Linked DNA regions of Mus musculus: all the other regions are linked to region 1. A link is a loop called in an ENCODE intact Hi-C map of the cell type or tissue named here. Cell type or tissue: left cerebral cortex. All regions are shown on one strand.

The links. Hi-C counts contacts between places; a loop is a spot of excess contacts. Peaks named below come from ENCODE experiments on the same cell type or tissue, not always from the same donor. Only the 100,000 strongest peaks of a DNase experiment are listed, where the experiment ranks them.
Region 2: a loop joins it to region 1, with 2.0 times the contacts of the local background. A loop is called at or near these places in 2 of 42 quality-filtered maps.
Region 3: a loop joins it to region 1, with 2.1 times the contacts of the local background. A loop is called at or near these places in 2 of 42 quality-filtered maps.

What each region holds. Positions count from the first base shown.
Region 1 is chr16:94,138,271-94,143,270 of GRCm38, reverse strand. Hlcs (holocarboxylase synthetase (biotin- [propriony-Coenzyme A-carboxylase (ATP-hydrolysing)] ligase)) reads left to right here. Exons shown (of 11, transcript NM_001360045.1): 7 at 1,855-1,922; 8 at 4,302-4,462. Among named protein-coding and RNA genes, the nearest start is that of Sim2, 56 kb to the right of the region's middle. In left cerebral cortex, no CTCF peak of the experiment used is centred here; DNase peaks (open chromatin) are centred at 196 and 2,315.
Region 2 is chr16:94,195,781-94,200,780 of GRCm38, reverse strand. The region is part of intron 6 of Hlcs (holocarboxylase synthetase (biotin- [propriony-Coenzyme A-carboxylase (ATP-hydrolysing)] ligase)); the gene reads left to right. Among named protein-coding and RNA genes, the nearest start is that of Hlcs, 92 kb to the left of the region's middle. In left cerebral cortex, no CTCF peak of the experiment used is centred here; a DNase peak (open chromatin) is centred at 2,606.
Region 3 is chr16:94,205,336-94,210,335 of GRCm38, reverse strand. All of the region lies in intron 6 of Hlcs (holocarboxylase synthetase (biotin- [propriony-Coenzyme A-carboxylase (ATP-hydrolysing)] ligase)), which reads left to right. Among named protein-coding and RNA genes, the nearest start is that of Hlcs, 82 kb to the left of the region's middle. In left cerebral cortex, a CTCF peak has its summit at 1,949; DNase peaks (open chromatin) are centred at 496, 1,296, 1,950 and 4,814; H3K27ac peaks cover 748 bases.

The sequences.
Region 1 (5,000 bases):
AGACTCGGGAATGGGACCCTCTAGGAAACAGGAGACACTAAATGACAATGTTAACCCTGCTGTAAGACAGAGACTCCTTCTTACAATTTCCCCCTTGTCCAGGACAAGCAAAAGACATTTTATTCTTGGCACCCAGGGGTGGGCAGGCATACTCCACCTCAAGGAGTGATTCATAGTGTCCAAGAGAAATACTGTGAGGATGTGTTTCACGTGTATTGGCACAGGTTGGGTTACTCCTGAATGCCTTGTTCTGCTCCTGCAGCTGTGAGGAAGACCCACGGTTGCACCAGCCAGACCCTGCCCAACATAGTCTTTGCACGAAAAGAAATGATAGGCTTCCTCCCCTATGCAAGTACTACACACTTCAGGGATACAGGAGGCAGCGGGTGTTGGGCGGGCGGGAGTGGGAAGGGGTGTTTTTTAAGCAGTTTCCTTCCCTTAGGGGTTCTTTTAGCCTGCAGGAGAGGGTGGGGAGCTACGCAGGGCACAGGCTTGCTTTAAGGGGCACTGCTTGCAAGAATCTTGAGGAACGCTTCAGACTGACATGTAACTTCTTGTTAATACACAATACCAGTTTGTCCTCTGCCCTGCTCAACCCCTGTTCTCCCACAAATGATGATGGATGGAAGGAAGGGAAGGAGGGAGGGAGGGAGGGAGGGAGGGAGGGAGGGAGGGAGGGAGGGAGAGAAAGAAAGAAAAGAAAGAAAGATATTCACAGAAAGATGATTCATAATAGATGCACACACATATAAGTACACATAGATTGATAGATGATACATACATATACATGTCACATACATACATATATATAGATATGCATAAATAGATATATAGATATCTACATAGATGCATGCATACATATATAAGTACATACATACATGAATGGATGGATAGATAGATTCACAGACAGATTCACAATAGATAAATGCATACACACATATATAAGTACACACATATAGATAGATAGATGATTGATAGATATATTTAGATATATTTAGTGGGAGGGAGAGGGGGGGGAGAGAGAGAGAGAGCTTGGCTTTGGCCATTAATACCTCCTGCTCTGAACTATATCCGATTGATGCCAAATCAGCAACTTCGGGAAGATGGAGAAGTGTCTTAGCATGGAAATAAAATGCAGAGAGCAAGACTTGGAGGAGACCCTGGGAGTGAAGGGCTCTGGGACGTGTGCTCGTTTTCCTTTGCCCCAGATATCAGCCAGTCAGGTAGAGATGCATGCGGTTACGCTTTGCCACTTAACCCCAAAGAGGCGTTTGCATTCTTTTCGGTGAAACTGTTCTAAAAGCAGACCCGAAGCCCAAACAGACCCAGGGTTCTTGGGAATTCTCAAAAGGTGTTGATTTATTTACTGCAGCTAAAGCGTAATTAGTTCTCAGGGGATGGGGTATCTCTGAAATGCTCTACTGCCCACATACTGGCTTTCGGAGTAATCAGAAACGTGTGCATGTTCAAACAGAAATGCACTGTAAGTAAAAACAAATGTCAGACACTGTTGTCACTTGAAGGTAGATACGAGGTAAAGGGAAAGAACTTGATAACATCGTCCAAAGAACTGTCTCCTAGCAGTCAAGCCAAGCACCAGCCAGGCTGACCCCACTCTCCTCCCTCCACCCCTGCCCCTCTCCACTCTCTTGCTCTTCACCCCTTACTTCACCCCTGTGCTAGTTCCTACCAAAGGCTGTGAGGGAAACGACACCCCTCCTTTCTACAGCTCCGCAGGTCGTTGGCCCTTCCTGACCACCATGCAAACGCACACACTTGTCCCCGTTCTGTCCGAGCTGCTGGCCCTCCTCTTCGTGTCCGTTCTAACTGACCAGTTTTTCCCATCATTTGCAGGTTGATGTTTGAGATGCCGCAGGAAATGGGCTTAATTGCCATTGCAGTTCGGCAGACCCAGGGCAAAGGTCAGTCATCGTTTGTTGTCATTGCTGTTATTTCCCTTTCCCAAAATCCACGAGTCTCCTGGCCAGAGAGCTCAGTGTGTGCTGAACCCTGAGACCACTCGAGTTTAGCATCTTTCCATTTTAACAGCCCCCTGAAATGGGGCACGGGAAAAGGAGAAGGCCCATTGACTTCAGTAGAGCACAGGCAGTCTCCCAGTCCACAGTTTGTTAACTACGCAGTGTTTGCATTTGATGGCTGTCACGCCTGCTAACCCACGCTCCCCATACATCCTGCAGGTTGTGATGGAAACGAAGTTCTAAGACATTTACTCTCCTGAAGGTCCTCGGTGAGGGTCTGTTGGAGTCTGTAGTAAGCTTACATCACATTCAGAGGCCTCCTGCTCACCAGCCCCCACGAAATGGCACTGGATCTGTGCCTGCTAAAAAAAGAGCCGGTTTCCACCACCTGCCTCTTGCAGACCGAGAGTCTGCGCTGTTCCAGAGCCATGGTGGGACCAGCAAGGGCAGAGATCCCACCAGCGTCTGTAGGAGGCATGGGTGAGGCTTTACAGGAACATGGGTCATGTTCCTGCCAGCCAGCAGCCAGCACCAGACCACCCATATCTGCTCTCGCTCAGAGCAGAGAGATGGGAGTCTGCTACTTCTTTGATTTGAGCATAAGACAAAGAAGAAAAATATATTGCAAAAAGCTATGGGAGTCTAGCTATGTAGCTCAGGCTGACTTTCAGCTCCCAAACTTCTTGCTGCAGACTCCCAAGTGCTGAAATTACAGATAAATACCACGCATGCACACCATCCATTCCCACCAGAGATGGTAGAGTTCTTAAAAGATGATACTCTAGAAGCATTTTTAATTAACCTGTACCTCTCAGTTTGATATTTTCTTTTCCTAACTTCAGCTTTAAAAAATAAGTAGCAGCTTAGAGACTTGCTATCAGGGATCATGTGTGTACATACACGTATGTGTGTACATATGTGTGTATGTGTGCATGTGTGTATGTACATGTATATGTGTGCATATTTGTATGTGCATGATGGTATATGTACATGTGTGTACGTACATGTATATGTGTGTACATGTGTGTATGTGCATGTGTATGTGTACAAGCATGTGTGTATTATGATACATGAGCATGCATTTATGTGTATTGCACATGTGTGTTGGTACGTACACTGGTGTGTACAGCCAAAAGGTCAGTGTCATCAAATGTCTTTCTGTCACTGTACCTGGATCTCACCGATAGGCTAGACTAGCAGGCTACAAAGCCCCTGAGAACCCATCTGCCTGCCTGTATCTCTTCCACACTTGGGTTACAGCAAAGGCACCACCATGACTGGCTCTGTGTGTGTGCGTGTGCATGGAGGAACCTTGGTTACTCTCCAGTTTATTTATTGAGGCAGGGTTGCCCCATGACCCTGGAGTTTGACAATTCTAAGTAGTCTATCTGGCCAGCACCTGGTTTCCCCTCCCTCTGTCCCCAAGTATCCTCATGCTTGTGTGACAACCACTTTATTGTCAAGCTGTCTGCCCAGTTTCTTGCCTGTCCTTTTATGTGGGTGCTACGGATCCCCAGGCGTGAGCTGTAAGTACTTTACAGACTGAGCCATCTCTTCAGCCCCCGGGGATTGCTTGATAGCATTCAGCCTGGAGCTCAGGCTGGGACTTGCCCAGCATGCACAGAGCTCCAGATTTAATCCAGCACCAAACAGTGCGAAACCTTTCACACTACTACCACTGAAGGCACGGCTCTGGGTTTCCATGGACCACACAGCCAGTACTACCAGAAGCACTTTTCCATTTTCACCCACATGCCCAGCCATGTGGTAGCACACTTTAAGACATTAGTTGTCCAAGCACAAAATGCAGGGGTCACCCTCATTATGTTTCCGCAGCAGCGGGGTGTGTGTGTGCGCACATGTGTGTGCAGATATTTGTACAGGTATGGTATATATATGTCCATGTGGAGACCAGGAATCAGCCTTCGGTATTGTTCACTGGGAGCTGTCCACCTTATTTATTTATTTATTTATTTATTTAGACAGTGTCTCTCTCTTGGGGACTTGGAGCTTATAGATTCAGCTAGGCTGTTCCAGCCGGAGAACCCCAGGGACCTGCTTGTCTCCATCTCCACAACACAGGATTTTGAGTACACACCAGGTTTTTATATGAGTACTGGAGACGAAACTCAGGCCCTCACACTTGTGTGGCAGGCACTCTACTCACCAAGCTCTCTTCAGACCCCAGAGCATTTTTCTCTTGTCGCATGAATCCCTAGAACATCAAGGTGTGTCATGAAGCACAAACAAACTCTAGTGGGACATTTTCTCCGGGAGTATCCACATAGGAAGCAGTCTTCTCTCAATGACTCTGTCTTCCAGGAAGGGGCCCGAATGCCTGGCTGAGCCCCGTGGGATGTGCTCTTTCCACTCTGCTGGTCTTCATCCCCCTGAGGTCACAACTGGGACAGAGGATTCCATTTGTCCAGCATTTGATGTCCTTGGCTGTGGTGGAGGCAGTGCGGTCTATCCCAGGGTATGAGGTACGTGTGACTTCATGCAGTCTATCCCAGAGTATGAGGTGTGTGTGTGGCTTCACTGTCCTTCCCTTTCCTGCGGAGCCTCCAGCTCAGCCTTTCCATCTGTAGCTTGTGTTTGCACAATCGGCAAAGACATCACCAGAGTGCGTGTGGCACCATTTGAAGTAGGTACTTTTGGCTGGGGCCACAGCTCAGGGGTAAAGTGCTCGCCTGGCATGCCTGTCTTTTACAGTGCTACTGTGGGTAATTGCTTCCACAGAGTGTTTTCCAGAATCTCTTCCGGGGCTGTCTGCCAGGTCTCTTAGCATCCTAGTGAGGAGGAGCTTTTCTTTTCTCTTGATGAACAGATTGCATCAGATTGTTGGGCTGGGTGGGAGCTGTGTGTGTTTTCAGTTTTAAAGGGGGGCTGTTTTATGGACCCAGCTAACTGTGTCCTCTTACCCTCATGTCCGAGGGGCAGAGCTGCTCTTAGTCTGTGGCTGATGGAGTTCACAGCTGGGTTCTTTTGATGCTGTCTCCCGCACTGCAAGGACAGGCATGC
Region 2 (5,000 bases), 58 kb before region 1:
AAAGCAGAAACATTAACGTGGGTAGCAAGCGAAGGGGTCCATCCCAGATACGGGGAAGGTTGAGTAATGGTTCCGTCGTTAAAGCTCTTTACTGTGTGATCGTAAGGTTCTGTGTGTGGTCTCAGAACCTACACACAAGCCAGCATGGTACTGTGTACTTATCACTAGGCAGGTAGAGGCAGGTGGGTGGGTCTCTGGGGCTCAGTGGTCGCCTGCCTAGCTGTATGGTGGCTCCAGGTAGCAGTGAGAGCCTCTGTCTCAAAAGGACAAAGTAGAAGCTCTTGAAGAATGACTTCCAAGGTTGTTCTTTACACACACACACACACACACACACACACACACACATGTTTGTCTGCACACCCCCACACAGACATGTACACACTCAGGTACACTCATACAGACCTGCACACACATACACTCACACAGACATGTATGTACATACTCAGATGCACTCATACAGACCTGCACACACACACACACACACACACACAGACATGTACTCACTCAGATGCACTCATACACTGCACACATTTTAAAAGAAAGGATTCGGTCTGGGAAGCTTGCAGTACCAGCACACACCTGGGAAAGCAAGGTAGAAATGGAACCTGAGTTAAGCCAGAGTTTCACACATCCCCAGAAAGGCAGGCATGAGGATGGTGCCGTATGCTGGGTTCTGCCCGGACCACCTTTACCCCTGTTCCTCAGCAGGGTTTCTAGACTGTTCCAGACAGCTTTATCACACTTAATGGGGTTCACCTCCCCAGCCTCCCCAGCCAGACACTCCTGAGGCTCCTTTTCCTTCCCCAGTTGAGAGGGACATGGGTTGGCACAGTGGTGGCCAGCCATTCATCTCTGTTGGAACCTAATGAGATTATGATTACACTTAATGGCCAACATACACGGAGTTTGATGTTTCTTTTTGCCTTTTTATGTGTGTGCGCATTATATATTTGTGCCTAATCTCTTTATAAACACACACAAGGTGTCCAGTAGCACATAATAGTTGATTAATTGCACACTGAACATGCCTCTCCATACATATGTTCCTGGTTGCCTGCGGTTCTCTAAGTGGGGTTTATCCCGCCACAAGCACACCTGGGACAGGTAACAGACGACTTTAGTTCAGTACTTTCTGGGTCATTGTTAGAATAACATCACTTAAATGAAATTTATTCATAGTACTGTTGTATCAATACATCCCTTATTATTTTAGGATTGGATTTCCATGAATAACAAGAATGTTGGTGTTGTCTTCAGTGGGGTTTCATTATTGCAGTTCTAGAATGGACGTTTTCTTCAAAATCTCCATTTTCTCCTTCATTAACTAAGGAGCAAATTAGACGTGCATTTAGCCTGTGTCTGCCTAATGTTATTTTTAGAAGCCTTCTCACCTCTTTCCCCCTCCTTTGGGGTTTCTGGGTTTTTTTTCCTCAGCTCTGCTTTGCTCTCCCAATCACCGCAATTAAAATAAGCACCGTCCAGAAGTGGGGAGGAAAAGTGGAGGGGAGGAGGAAGAGGAGAGGGATTGCAGAGATCTCTCAAACAATACAGAGAGATGTATCCATAGGAAACCAAGCCAGGACAACAGCACCGTCAGCCAGTGTGGAAGATTGTTTACTCATAGGAAGGAAAGCTCCTTAAAGGTTAAAGATCCAAGCAAAGCCAGAGAGGCCTACGCGCCTGGCCTGATGATACAGCTGTGTGTCAGCTCCCGCCACCAATGTTCCGTTGATCAGTGGAGGAGAACGTATGGGGAATGCTGCCATCGAAGGGTTAATGTTTCTATTGTGGGTCCAGGAATTGAGCGCTTTCTCAAGAACATCAGGCGCCCAGTACAAATGTGGGAAAGATCTAGATGTCATTATTAATAAAAATAGAAATAACACATTTTTTTTGCATGCTAAATTAGTAGGGATTAAAGTTCCTCGGGGGTTGGAGGGATGGCTCAGCAGGCAAAGCTCTTGCTATATCAGCGTGAGGACTTAAGTTCAGATCTCAGACATCCACACGGGTGAGTGTGCAATCCGTGCTCTACCCCACACAAGTTATTTGGGCAGCAGCACCAGGCTAAGGATGCTCTTGTACTTGTGGATTTAATATAGCCTCCTTGGCTACCTTGTGCGTTAAATACCTCCATTGTGTGTACTCTTGAACGCTACAACCCAGTTCTTAGGAATTTAACCCGAGGACAATGGGGTGACGTGTATGTGTGTGGCTGTTTGTTGATCCATGATTTATAATACAGGAAACACCACCCATGTCCAGTATATATATTTTATACATAGCTAATTATACATTCTATACATCTATTACATAGCTCTAACAGATCGTAAAACACATCCAAAAATAATACATATAGCATTACCCATTTTTTTATAATTAAAAAGTTTATGTTTGCATCTAAATAAGATCAAAATTTACCAGGCTTTCTCCTGGGCTGGGAGGACAGGAGACCTCTTCTTTTTATCATTTCATACCATGCAGTGTGAGTGTTCCAACTCCCACTATTTATAAAATCGGTTTAAGCTGAATGCCTTGGGCCAGCCAGCCAACTGACTTAGATTTTTGTGTTTCTGAAAAGGCTACAAACCTTGTGAGAGCTGTACTTGGAATGGCTCTTTGCAATTCTCCCTGCTTGCTAGAGGGATGCCAGCATTGTTGGACCAATCAGGCCCAAGGTCCGGGTTATTGACAGGGTTGTCGCAGCAGAACTACATGTGGCTGAGCTGTTTGCTCTCAGGTTTAGCAGTTATTTAGACAGGGGACTCTTTATTTGAGCTCAGGCCAGAGGGGCTGAGTCTCAAGGTTGAAGAGTAAAAAGAAGGCATAAGGCAAAAAATTCTTTTTCTGTGTAGATTCCTAGGGGCTGTATTGTCTTCCCTTCACCGCTGTGTCACAGTTAGGACCAAGTCTTCCATTCCGCTGCCACTGTTAGGACCAGCCGCATGCTTTCATCAGCTACATTGCTTGCTTAACCAAAACCAAAGTAGGTAATAGTATATAGGAACAACATCCCCGAGTCTAGATGGACTTCCCCTTGGACAGACCTCTCCCTGGACAGACCTCTCCTTGGACAGACCTCCCTCTGGACAGACCTCTCCCTGGACAGACCTCTCCTTGGACAGACCTCCCTCTGGACAGACCTCTCCCTGGAAAGACCTCCCTCTGGAAAGACCTTCCCCTGGACAGACCTTCCCCTGGACAGACCTTTCTCTGGACAGAGTTCCTCCCATACAGATCTTTCTCTGGACAGACCTCCCTCTCGACATACGTTCCCCTGGACAGACATCCCTCTGGACAGACCTTCCCCTGGACAGAATTTCCCCTGGACAGACCTCCCTCCAGACATACTTTTCCCTGGACAGACATCCCTCTGGACAGACCTTCCCCTGGACAGAACTTCCCCTGGACAGGCCTCCTTCCGGACAGACTTTCCCCTGGACAGACCTCCCCTTTGGACAGACTTTCCCTAGAAGTAAGTAGAAGCAACATTCATGAGAACCAGCTGCCATGATTGGTGCCACAAGTCCAGCCCCTGGGGCAGTGTCTTGATGACCCCAGAAGAGGACAGAGGAACCTAGCATTTATTGTCCAATGTATTGAGTTTTAGAGCTCTAGAAGGTGGTAGAACCCATTTTACAGATGAGCAAAAAGGCTCTACGGCCACTTGACCAGGAGATGCATAACTTGAATCCAAGTCTGGCCAACGATCCTTTCCCCTTCTCCATAAAGAGAGGCATTTAGAGGTCTGGGCTACCAAAACCAATGCGAGATAATACCTCAGTAGCCACCATTCTGAATTCAAAGGGGAAGGTATACACTATGCCTGTTCCTTACAAACACCCCTACCAACTGCTGCCACTTCACCAAAGATGACCCTGCCATGCCATGGACACCTCGTCCTCTCTACCAACTGTCTGTTCAGGTTTACCAGGAATGTGTTTTTGTTTGTTTGTTTGTTTGTTTGTTTGTGAGACAGGATTTCTCTGTATAGCCCTGGCTGTCCTGGAACTCACTCTGTAGACCAGGCTGGCTTCGAACTCAGAAATCCGCCTGCCTCTGCCTCCCAAGTGCTGGGCTTAAATGCGTGTGCCACCACCACCGGGTCCTGGATCGTGTTGTTTAAACAGTCTTGGTCTTTACAACATTGACTAAGAGTGTTCTGGAAGGTTCTAGGTTTATCTTGAAGACACTAAGAGAGAAGCAGGAATGTTCCAAGGGATGTCTGAGCATCGTGGGGTTGTGTCACTGCGCTGACTCTCCTGATTCTGATAAAAGATGTCTCTCATCATTCCTTGCCTCCCTGGTGTCCCTCACACAGACCCCCCTGGAAGGGAGTGGAGAGGTAGCTTTGGAGTGTAAGGGAGAAAACACAGGCTCTGGGCACATTTATGACTGTGAACTCAAAGTTTGCTGCCGTTTTTTTGCTTTGTTTTGTTTAAAAAATGTCACCATTGAAATGGATAAAAGTTATTATTAAGCTCATTTCCTGTGTTAATTTTTTTTTTCCTTTTTTCGCATGTGGTCATAGGAAATACCCGGAGAAAGAGTCAAGCCTATCTAAGCTTGGAAAGAAATCCACAGTGGTGGGTTTGCACATCGGCCTTAATTGGCCCAATTGACCTTCCCTGCTGTATTTACAATTGCCTCAAAATTGTAAACAGATGTTGGAGCCCTGCTTTAATGGCCTCCCACATCTGCTTCGCCAGCATGCTGCCCACCAAAGCAGCTGTAATTAGGGAGCACCTAGTGACTACCTCCTTCCTTATGGGCCCAATCGATTGGGTTTCTCTCTGCAGGATTTAAGTCCACTCTCATTCTTGCTTTTATTTGAATATGTCTTGCATCATGTTTTCTTAGGCAGAGAGGTCTGTCAGCCAAGTAGAGAAAGAAAAAGAAAAATACCCATGCTAAATATTCTCCAGACATGATAAAGACTTTCTGCGCACAGAGGCCAAGCCTTGGGAATGGGCTTTGCTCTTTCCTGCTGCATAGTGTGC
Region 3 (5,000 bases), 67 kb before region 1:
ACCGTCCTCGAAGACGCAGTCCGTTCGATCCCCCCCGCCCCAGGTCCCCATTCACCCCTGCATCGGTGCCTCTTTACCCTTCTAATCTTGTAGCACCCAGCTTCTCTGAATGGAGCCACCTCTAGGTGTCCCATAGAAAAGGCCCTGGGAGGTGACCCTGAGTGACAATTCCCTTTGCTCCTCAGCTAGGGTCTCCTTTTGCTTCTAGGACAAATCGAAGGAGGATCTGGACAATCTGTGGCCTGACACATCCTTTAGAGAGACTCAAGTGACAGAGGAGGGTGCGGTTTAGGTAGGTACGTTGGAAGGGGTTTAGAAAATGGAGAAGTGTTGCCATAATAAAACCTGTCTTCCCACAAAGGCAAGGATGGCGAGTGATTTGCCAGTCTAACAAAATGGGACAGTCCTGATGATGTCTCTCTCTCTCTCTCTTCCTGGCAACAGTAGCATTCCTCCATGGCTATAATTATCTAAAGGCCCTTTTGTCTAATTCAGAAATAGATCTCCAGGCTGGAAAGATGACTCAGCAGGCACACACAGTTAGCAGGCACACACAGTCAGCAGGCACACACACACACACACACAGAGTCAACAGGCACACATAGCACGCACACACACCCAGATACCACGACATGCACACACACAGACCAGTAACAGATTCTCAGAGTTTTAAAAAATATATATAAAAATATGATTTCCAGTGTCTTTCAAGTTTTGGTTAACATTTTAATCAAAATTGGAAACATTTATATGCTTTAAGCAGTTATTTGCTATTAATGATTAGAACCAAATCGAGGCTCGGTTAAAAATTGACAGAATGGAGATAAGATCATTTAAAGCACTTTTTAAAATAAGTATTTGTAATATGGGCAATTGGAAAGCAGGGCTTAAGATCATCAAGCAGAGTTAGGGTGTGATTCTGGGGCGAACAGAAGAGTGGGCCCTGGCAGGCTTCAGGGGTTTGCTTGTGTATTTTGAAGGTAGATAACAGAGTAGTGAATTCTCTCTACTGGGTTTTTAGTCCTCCAGTACACTTCAGCATCATGTGATGGTTTTATTTTACAATGTCATGACAGACCTTAAGCCAGAAATACCATCCTTTACAATTCCCCACAGGCTGGAAACTTTCTATATGCCAACTTAAACCTATACAGAGTTTCCATGTTTTTTAAATTTTATTCATTTTTATTTTATTTACATTGGTGTTTTGCCTGCCTGTGTGAGAGAGCCACAGACAGTTGTGAGCTGCCACGTGGGTGCTGGGGATTCTTAAGCCCTGAGCCATCTGTCCAGCCGCCTTTCTCGGTTGTTACAGTTCTTTCAGGGCTGTGAAGCCGAGGCTTGGCGTGTGCTTCAGGGCACACAGGAACTTGGGGCATGCGGTGGTGTGGCGCTGACGCTGGTCCTCAGCAACAAACACTGTTCAAGAAGAAACTGTACGAACAGTTGGGGCTGTGGCTCAGGAGGCAGAGTACTTGCCTAATGCGTCAGGCCCTGGGTTCTAGCCCTGGCATTACATAAAATACATGTGGTAGCACCCAGGATTCGAGAAGCATTCCTGTAGTGAAACCCCGTTTCTCCACCAACACAAGGTTGACGAGTGATTTGATTTGACAATCTGGGCGATGCTGTGACATGAGTGCCTTAAGTCCAAAGCTTCTTGGAGAGGCGACCTTCCAGCTTTGAGTGAACCGTGGCCTTGCCCATGGTCTTCATATCACTTCATATCTGCAGACACTGTTCCATACTTGATCTCCCCAGCCCACTGTTCCCCATGTCAGCCACTCCCACTGGGTGGCCCTTTCTGCCCTGGAAGCCTTGGTCTGTGAGCAGCCCCCTTCTCCTGGTCTGTGAGTGTCCCTTCGCTTTGGTCTAAGAACGCTCAGACCTTGGTGCTTTACAGTGCTGTTTGAAGGTCTACACGTCACACTGTGTGGTTCTCACGTTTCCCTCTGCCGGTGCAGCTGGGAAGCAGGGCTTGGGAGGACACTGTGACTCATGTGATGTTCACCTCCACTGAGGAATTCCTAACAGTTAGGAAATAGAAGTGCAGCATGGCATGGTGGGAAGAGTGGGCCTTTACCAGAGTCCATGCCTTCCATTCAAGAAGATGACAGGTCTCCCCCAATCCTTATCACTTCAGACCCCGTGGATATGGTTTGGGAAGGATCTGAGTCTGTCTTCCAAGGGCTCAGGAGCTGGGAGCTTGGTCCTCATTGTGGGATGTTAGGAGGTGGTGGGACCTTTCAAAGGGAGATGGCTGAGGGAGAGGTTGCTACTGGCTCCTCTGAGTGGCTGTGTCTTCCCTGTGATCTTTGTGTATGAGAGACAGAGATTCCCACCCTGTTCCGTTCACCCTGAGGCCCTCACTAGAGCAGAGGCCAGATGGCCTGTCCTTGAACTTCAGAACTGTGAACCACACAGCTCTTTAAAAACATCAACGGCCACAACAGTAAAAACCCACAACTCAGCCTCAACAAAAAAAAGCTTTTACTAACAACAACAACAACAACAACAACAACAACAGCAACAAAACATGACTACAGGCAAGTGCAGGAGCTGGGGAAACAGCCTAGGAAGAGCTGACTAGTAGTCCCCCCTCCTCCTGGCAACCTGATAGGTGGCGGCTACACCTCATCTAAATAGGGCAGAGGAAGGTGCCAGGCCACAATTTAAAATTTAGAAAAATACTAAAAGTAAGATTCATTGGAAAATTCTGTGGGGGGAAACAGGTCTGTTAACACACACACAAAAAGATATTCAACCTCTTTAGTCATTAGAGAAGTTAAAATCAAAGCTCACACTCACTGAAATGGCTGTAGGAAGAGGCAGAGCCAGGCTAGGGGGTGTGTCTTATTCAGGGTTTGTATTCCTGCATGAAACATCACGACCAAGAAGTAAATTAGGGAAGAAAGGGTTTATTCAGCTTACACTTCCACATTGCTGTTCATCACTTAAGGAAGTCAGGACTGGAACTCAAACAGCTTCAAGAAAGCAGGAGCTGATGCAGAGGCCATGGAGGGATGCTGCTTACTGGCTTGCTTCCCCTGGCTTGCTCAGTTTGGTCTCTTATAGATCCCAGGACTACCAGCCCAGGGATGGCATCACCCACAATGCCCCTCCCCCCATCACTAATTGAGAAAATGCCCCACAGCTGGATCCCTTGGAGGCATTTCCTCAACTGAAGCTCCTTTCTCTGTGATAACTCCAGCTGTGTCAAGTTGACACAAAACTAGCCAGTACAGGGGATAGAGAAAGTCAGTAACAAGTGCTGGCAAGGAAGTGGGGAACTTTAACCCTGTGCACGCTGTTGCAATGGAAAATGGTGCCATGTCTTCGCACCAGCCTGGCAGTGCCTCGGCTGATGAGGCAAAGAGATAACCCTGCAGTTGTATTTCTGGCACTGAGGAGCAGCTGCATAAAAACCTGTACATGTGTGTGTGGAGCGCCACTGTTTACAGCAGCCCTGAAACAGCCATCCCCATCAGTAGGTAAACGGACACATAAAATCCTCTCTGTCCATGCCAGCTAACACCAGCCACAGAAGAAACAGATAGATGCCACACTGGGTGGATCTTAAAAATATGGTGCTAAGTGAGAGAAGCTAGAGGCATAAAGGACCCATACTGTGTGATTCCATCTATGTGGGATGCCCAGAACAGAAAATCTCACAGAGATGCAGAGTGGATTAACTGGAGTGAGCTAGAAAGACGGCCAGCCCGGTGGTTAAGAGCAGTTGTTGTTCTTGCAGACGGAAGTAGGTTCAGTTCCCAGCACACGCGTGGTGGCTGTCAAGCATTCATAACCGCAGTTCCCGGGGATCTGATGCTACCCTCTGACCTCTGTGGGCACCAGGCACCTGTGGAACACAGATACATACATGCGGGCAAACCAGTCATACACGTCAAAACAAACGCATTTAAAAATGTTTACAAAACAGAAATAAAGTGCACCAAGGTTGCCAGCCTGGACGGAGCGGGTGCTTCAGGGCGGGGGCCTCCTCTTTGGGCAGCAGAGATGGTGAAGGCTGAACAGCTCGGCCAGTAGGCTGGGACTGTGGACCTTGGACTGTTAGAGGGTGAACTCGTGGTCTTTCCACACCTCTGTAAAGTTGTCATTTTTTAAAAAGCTGACGGTAGAAAAAGCTGTCAGCTTGCATCGGAAATTACGTGGAAGGGAGGTGTGTGCGCCTCTCTGTGTGTATGTGTGTGTGTGTCTGTGTGTGTGTCTATGCCTGTATGTCCAGGCACATAATGAGGAAGTCAGAGCAGGACATAGGGCGACTTCCCCTCTCCATCCCTCTCAGCCTTACTGCCTAGGCATCTCATTTCTCTTTGTTGTCGACTGTTACTGAACCAGAAGCTCTCTGTTTCGGCTCAGCTGGCCAGCCTGAGGGCTCTCAGGATTCACCCACGTGTACCCTGAAATGCTAGGGTTACAGGCACACACACATAACCGTCTTTTACGTGCATGCTGGAGACTGGAACTCAGGTCCCCATGTTTGCTGAGCACATGCTCTCATCTGCCTTCCCACCTCACCACCCCCAACAGGGAATACTCTTTTAAAATGAACACGAGAGCCAGGCTTGCCGGTGCATGCCGTGATAACAGCACTTGGAATGTGGAGGCAGGAGGATCAGGAATTCAGGTTTATGCTGGAGCCAACAGTGCGTTTGAGGCTGGCACGGGTAACAGGAAATCAGCAAATAATAAAAACAGACACAGCAAAACCAGAATGTATTAACCGTCTCTTGGTGACAGCAGATTCCCACCGCTGACGGTAGCTGAGGTTGTTCAGGTTTGTGTCTGGGCTGTGAAGATGGTGTGGGTGGAGGATGGCGAGGCTGGGGAGATTGCGGCTCACGTTTCCTCTGGGTGTCTTGGTCTGGGCCATGGCCACATATGCACTCCTCCAGGATAGGGTCTGTTTCTCTTTTGTCGATGAGTGAATGCCCCCAGCCCCGAGCACAGACCTGGTCAGCATTTCCATAAATGTCTGT